Linked DNA regions of Homo sapiens: region 2 is linked to region 1. The links are chromatin loops, found by intact Hi-C in ENCODE. Cell type or tissue: spleen. All regions are shown on one strand. Each heading gives the region's core, and the rest is flanking DNA. Links, peaks and the distances in the headings are about the cores only. Region 1 overlaps TSPEAR (thrombospondin type laminin G domain and EAR repeats). Region 2 has its middle 18 kb from the start of TSPEAR.

Evidence for each region. A loop is a pair of places that touch in the nucleus more often than their neighbours do. Peaks named below come from ENCODE experiments on the same cell type or tissue, not always from the same donor. Only the 100,000 strongest peaks of a DNase experiment are listed, where the experiment ranks them.
Region 2: it touches region 1 in a loop (6-fold over the local background); 6 of 110 quality-filtered maps call a loop at or near these places.

What each region holds. Positions count from the first base shown.
Region 1 is chr21:44,600,998-44,603,897 of GRCh38, reverse strand. The region is part of intron 1 of TSPEAR (thrombospondin type laminin G domain and EAR repeats); the gene reads left to right. KRTAP10-7 (keratin associated protein 10-7) reads right to left here. Exons shown (of 1, transcript NM_198689.3): 1 at 1,724-2,900. The coding sequence ends at 2,164. Among named protein-coding and RNA genes, the nearest start is that of KRTAP10-7, 1.9 kb to the right of the region's middle. RefSeq lists enhancers at 98-952, 953-1,809, 1,908-2,667, 2,668-2,900. In spleen, for the core only: no CTCF peak of the experiment used is centred there; no DNase peak of the experiment used is centred there; H3K27me3 peaks cover 2,369 bases.
Region 2 is chr21:44,728,407-44,731,306 of GRCh38, reverse strand. No RefSeq gene overlaps it. Among named protein-coding and RNA genes, the nearest start is that of TSPEAR, 18 kb to the right of the region's middle. RefSeq lists enhancers at 1-453, 454-954. In spleen, for the core only: no CTCF peak of the experiment used is centred there; a DNase peak (open chromatin) is centred at 1,576; H3K27me3 peaks cover 1,634 bases.

The sequences.
Region 1 (2,900 bases), core at 257-2,756:
TTTGTGTGCATTTTGCTGCATTCAAGATTGTCAGTATTTTCTCTAATGATTTGTGCCTTTTGCATTTTTTGTGAGATATTGGTTCTTTCACCAGGGATGGCGGTAGGCATTGTTGACCAGGGCAAATGGTGAATGTCCAGGTGACAAAGGGCAGTTTCAGCCACCGTCAGCTTCTGTGGTGCGGCTGAGAATGGCCCCTTGGAGGAGGCTGCTTCTCTCTGCTCAGCCACCCTGGCACGCCCTTCCTCTTGCAGGAGGTTCTGAAGTTCCACCTGTTGCCCTTGGAAGGGAACTTGATGTTTCTGCCCCACAGCACACCTCCCCTGAAGTTCACACCCGGGGCGTGGGGGGCGTGTTTCCCCAGAGGCTCACATGCCTGGATGCTTGCTGGGGCCATGCCTAGGGGAGGAGCCGAGTCTGGGATCCGCAGAGGAGGACGTGCTTCTCTGAGCAAGGCCCCTCCATCTTGCCGTCTGTGGGATTCAGGTGCCTGTAGTTGGGGGACTCACCACAGGGTCCCCTTGGTGCCTCCTGGAGAACCAGAGGGGAGCCAGTGACGCAAAGCCTGGGATGCTGACTTAGGGTGTAGCCCTGGTGCCAGAGAGAAGCCTGGCTCATTTCTTCTGCACAGGGGCCGGGGTAGGGGCAGAGGAGTGCCAGGTGGGACATGTGGGGGCTTATTCCTTGCCAGCTGGTGCTCCAGCCCCACGCCAGAGTTTCAGGCCACAGCCTCTGTGGCCACCACAGGGGAGGGACAGCTCGTTGCAGGCGCAGGTCGGCTCTGCTCCTCATGAAACCTACGATGGCCTGGCCTCACCCAGCCTCCTTCTCTGTCTCCACCCCCTCTGGAGCAGGAGTCAAAGGAAGCACTACCAGAAATGCACCCAGCACTGTCCTAGGACAGCATTGTCATTGCTTGGGAAGGGCAGCTTGGGGTCTGTGTCAGGGTCCCCAAGACGGCGATTCTCCAGGAGGACACAGGCCACACAGGTTGTGGTATTCACAGCTGTGATTTCCCACAGGGAGGACACTGAGCAAAATCAACCAAGGGAAAGGTTCCTGGGGCCGAGTCCAGGGGCACCAGGCTCAGCTTTGGAGGCCTCTCCTGGGGTGGGGGTCACGCAGGACGCGCCTCACTCCTCTGCAAGCAGCTGGGACGCTGCGTGTGCGATGTTGGGGATGCCCTGCCCGGTGATGTACCCGGGGACTGGTCACGTGAGCAGCTTCTGCCTGGGCTACGCCAGAATTCCAGACTCCCAGCAGGGATGTGGGTGTTCGGCCTAAACCACATGGTACAAACAGCTCAGGCCCAGTGAGGCGGGGCCGGGGGGAGCCCCTCGGAAATCCCAGTTCCCAGACGCCAGCCAAGGGCCAGCCCGGCCAGCGGGCCTCAGGATGGCCGTCCCCGCCCACCGTGTGGACCCATTCTGCACACGGCCATGGGGTTTCCTTTCTGGAGCCAGGGGCTGGACACAACCCAGTTTCTGGGGAGGCCCCAAAGCAGCCCCACCCAGGGCAGGCGCTGCTGTTGGATCCCTCACCTCTCCCATCCCTCAGTCCTGCCTACCCCTCGGACATCCGTGTGGTGAGGCTGGTGCAGGGCTGCCAGGACGCCTGGGAAGGACAGGGACCTCGTGGCGTGGGAGCAGCCCAGGACCACCCGCGGGTGGGGGGCATCAGGCAGGGGTCTTTGGTTGTGAACAACAAGAATGAATTCCAGTTGTACTTTTTAGGAAAGGAGTTTATTAGAAGGGTCTGACCTGCTCCCGTGGTCAGGGAAGACAGAGAAAGAGGCCCAGGCCCACAGCAGGGGAGGAGCAGGGCTCGCCACTGAGCTGGGACAGTGACGAGAAACCCAGTTGGTACCTGTCTACCCTCATTTCTCCCCACACCGGGCTATGGCCTGGGAGCACCCGCTGGCCTTGCTGGGGTCACTGCCCACCTGTTGCTGGGGAAGCAGGGCTGGGTAATTGGGGGAAAGTCAAGACTTGGAGAAACAGCTGAGCTGCTTCTAGGAGGAGAAGCGCACACTGGATGGCCAGCTGACCACTGACGTCCACTGCAGGGCTTAGGAGCGGGATGTGGAGAGCCGTCAAGGGTAAAGAATCCAGGGGTGCAGGTGGCAGTGAGCACTCAGGCTTTGGATGATCTTAAGGAGATCACTCAGCAGCTGGACTTCTGGGTTGAGGTGGGGCCACAGCAGGCCGGGCGGGAGCATGCGGGGCGGCAAAGGAGAGACACACAGGAGGCTGGGCGGCAGCAGCTGGCCTGGCAGGAGGAGGTGGGGGCGCAGCAGGAGGGGACGGGCACGCAGCAGGCGGGCCTGCACACGGGGCGGCAGAGGAGGGACACGGAGGAGGAGGGTCTGCAGCAGGAGGTGGTGCAGCAAGCCGGCTGGCAGCTAGACTGCTGGCAGCATGAAGTGGAAGCCCCAGAGCAGACGGGCACACAGCACACAGGCTTACAGCAGACGGGCACGCAGCAGCCCTGCTGGCTTTGGGAGGAGGTGCAGCAAGCTGGCTGGCAGCATGAACCGGAATCATCAGAGCAGGTGGGCACACAGCAGACGGGCTTGCAGCAGACAGGCACACAGCAGGCCTGCTGGCAAGGGGAGGAGGTGCAGCAAGCCGGCTTGCAGCTAGACTGCTGGCAGCACGAGGGCGTGCAGGAGCTGATGCAGCCTGATTGGCAGGGGCTGGGCTCACAGACCGCCTGGCAGCAGGGACTGGACACACAGCTCACACAGCTAGACTGCTGGCAGCACGAAGAGGAAATCCCAGAGCAGACAGGCTTGCAGCAGATGGGCACACAGCAGGCCTGCTGGCAGGGGGAGGAGGTGCAGCAAGCTGACTGGCAGCTAGACTGCTGGCAGCATGAAGAATCCCCACTGCAGACAGGCA
Region 2 (2,900 bases), core at 284-2,783, 130 kb before region 1:
TAAAATGTGAGAAGCTAGAAATGATTTCAAGACCAAGCTGTTAAACAAAAAGAAACCAGAACTTAAAGATTTGGAAAATCCTCAGCCTATGCATAATGTAAAAAAATGAGAATGTGTGTTTGGAAGAGAACATTAAGGGCATAGCCAGATGACCATCTGATAAGGGGATTTGTGTGGGTGTGAACCACAGTCACAACCAGCTGTCCCGGCAGGAACACTCAGCTTGAACCAAAGGTGGGAGAGAGGGGAAGGAAGTGAGTTTGGCCGTCTGACCTCTTGGGTTGTACCGAGCAGGACCAGGGAGCTATTTGGCTGTGAACATGCACTATTCTTCAAGACAAGGGAAGAAGGACCCAGAAGGTGATTTAGAGTCCATCAGGGCTGCCACATGGGCAGCTGCTCCCTGGGAGCAACAGGCCAGATGCTCCCTGCCCAAAGCCTTGGGGGCAGGGCTGCCCAGAGCCTTGCAGGCATGACCCCTGCCCCCCAGAGCTGCAGGGGCAGGACCATGGCCGTAGTGGGTCTGGAGGGCAGGGGCTCAAGCCAAAGAAGATGATTCTTGAGCCTGAAGATTTAACATTGTTTGCCCTATTGGGGTCCAGGCTCCATGGGACCTGTTACCCTTTTCTTCCTTCCCATTTCCCCCTTCGGAATGGGAAAGTCTGTCATATGGCTCTCCCACCATTGTATTTTAAACGCATGTAACTTGTTCCATTTTACAGGTTCACAGCTAGGGAGGAAGTAAACTTTGAGTGTCACCCGTATCTGATTTAGATGATGTTTAGATGAGACTTTGGACTTTAGACTTTAGAGCTGATGGCAGAACGAGCCACCACTTTGGGGTTGGAGGGGTGAAATGAATGTGTTTTGCACATGAGAAGGACGTACAATTTCGGAGTCAGGAATAGAATGTTATGGGCCGATTGCATCTCCCCAGAGTTCCTATATAGAAATTCTAACCCTGGTGTGGTGGCGCTAGGAGGCAGGGCGTTTGGGAGGTGATTAGGTTGTGGCCCTCATGATGGGGTCCTCTTATGAAGGAGACCCCAGAGAGCATGCTGTCACTTTTGCTCTGTCTGCCACATGAGGGTGCAAGAAGAAGACAGCCGCGAGCAAACCAGGAAGAGTGTCCTTGCCAGAACCCGACCCTGCTGCCACCTTGGCCTCCAACTTCCAGCCCCTAGACTGTGAGGAACACAGCTTGTTGTTGAAACACCCAGTCAGTGGTATTTTCTTACAGCAGCCAAAATCCACTAACGGTCATCAAGAAGCTGATGTGTGATTAGGAACCACCTCTTGCCCAATGTGCGGGGAATCAGTTGGACCCTGACGGAGCTGCCTCGGTCAGGAGTCCCGGCTGCAGGGGACATCCACAGAACCCAGAAGTTATGGAGAAGCCACTGGGGCACAGGCAGCCTGGCTCCCTAGGATGCAGAAGACACCAGGCTCTCCGCCCCCTCCCTGCTGCAGGCCGCTTTCCTGTGCCTCTTGCTATGGTCAGGGGTGCCGTGTTCCCCTGGAACACGTGCCGCCTTCTGCACTGCCTTGAGTCTTTGGCCCGCTTGTGTCTTGGACTTACCGCAGTGCTGTTTTGTGAGGGGCACAGACGCACACCATCAGCGCTCAAGAGGCAGACACGAGATCGGGTGATACTGGGCCAGCAGGCCAGTGTGCAGCACCCTCCACTTCCCGGCCCTCTTGGATGGTCACCTGTCCTGAGCCTGTGGCCCAGCGGGGCCCTGTCCCCTTGATCTGTGCATATTCGCAGGGGCGGGGTGCTGGTGGAGAACTCAAGGGGGCCCAGGGCTGGGAGCAGCCGGTGCTCCTGGTGAGCTCACTCTGACCAGCTGCACAGGCCATGTGGAGGAGGGGACGATCCCCAGGTGCCCCACAGGCCCCCTATCCCCCGTCTCTTCAGGAGAGGGATGACGGCCACTCCCAGTGGTGACTCAATGCCTGTGCCACCCACATCATCAGCTGTGCTGGCGGCTCACAGAAGACGACGGGACAGTCCATGTTTTATGCCCATATATCATATATTTTTTATCTACCATGGGTATCTACATACATTCTTGCTGCACGGTGCCGAGATGCTCAGTGTCTATCTCTGACAGTGAAATTGTGATCAGTTTTCATTCCTACTTTTTGTCATCCATATGTGATGAGGTTTCAACAAGGAACCTATTATTACTTGTGTCGTAGGAAAAATAAAGTTATTTTTAAAAGCAAACGTATGTCTAAGTGATGTAATCTATTTGCTGGGTGTAATAGGCTAGAATGCTCTCAGAAGCCTCCCACCTGACAGCTCCCCTCAAATCTGTCAGCGGGGAATAAAACTGTAAGGGCGCGATGGCCTTTTGGTTGTTAGTTTAGCAAACTGCACGAGTAAGACACAAGCGCGTTCTCGTCCATCAACACCAAGTGGGTCATCGTGGCGGGGCAGGACCAGTGCTATGAACTCGCTGTAATTTGGAATTCTACCCGAGAAAAATGCGGTTATTCAAGGGACACTTTGACCCTTGCATTTGAAGTTCTTGCATTTTACTTGGACCAACATTATCAATGCTGGGGGTCTATGGTCTCCACTCTCCCACCACAAACATCGCTGGTGGTGATGCTTAATGAGTTGCCATTTTGACTTCTGATGCTGAGAATAGCACTAATGCCAAGATATACTTTTTTTTTTTTTTTTTTTTTTTTTTTGAGATGGAGTTTTGCTCTTGTTGCCCAGGCTGGAGTGCAATGGCGCGATCTCGGCTCAACACAACCTCTGCCTCCGGGGTTCAAATGATTCTCCTGCCTCAGCCTCCCGAGTAGCTGGGATTACAGGCATGCGCCATCACGCCCAGCTAATTTTGTATTTTTAGTAGAGATGGGGTTTCTCCATGTTGGTCAGGCTG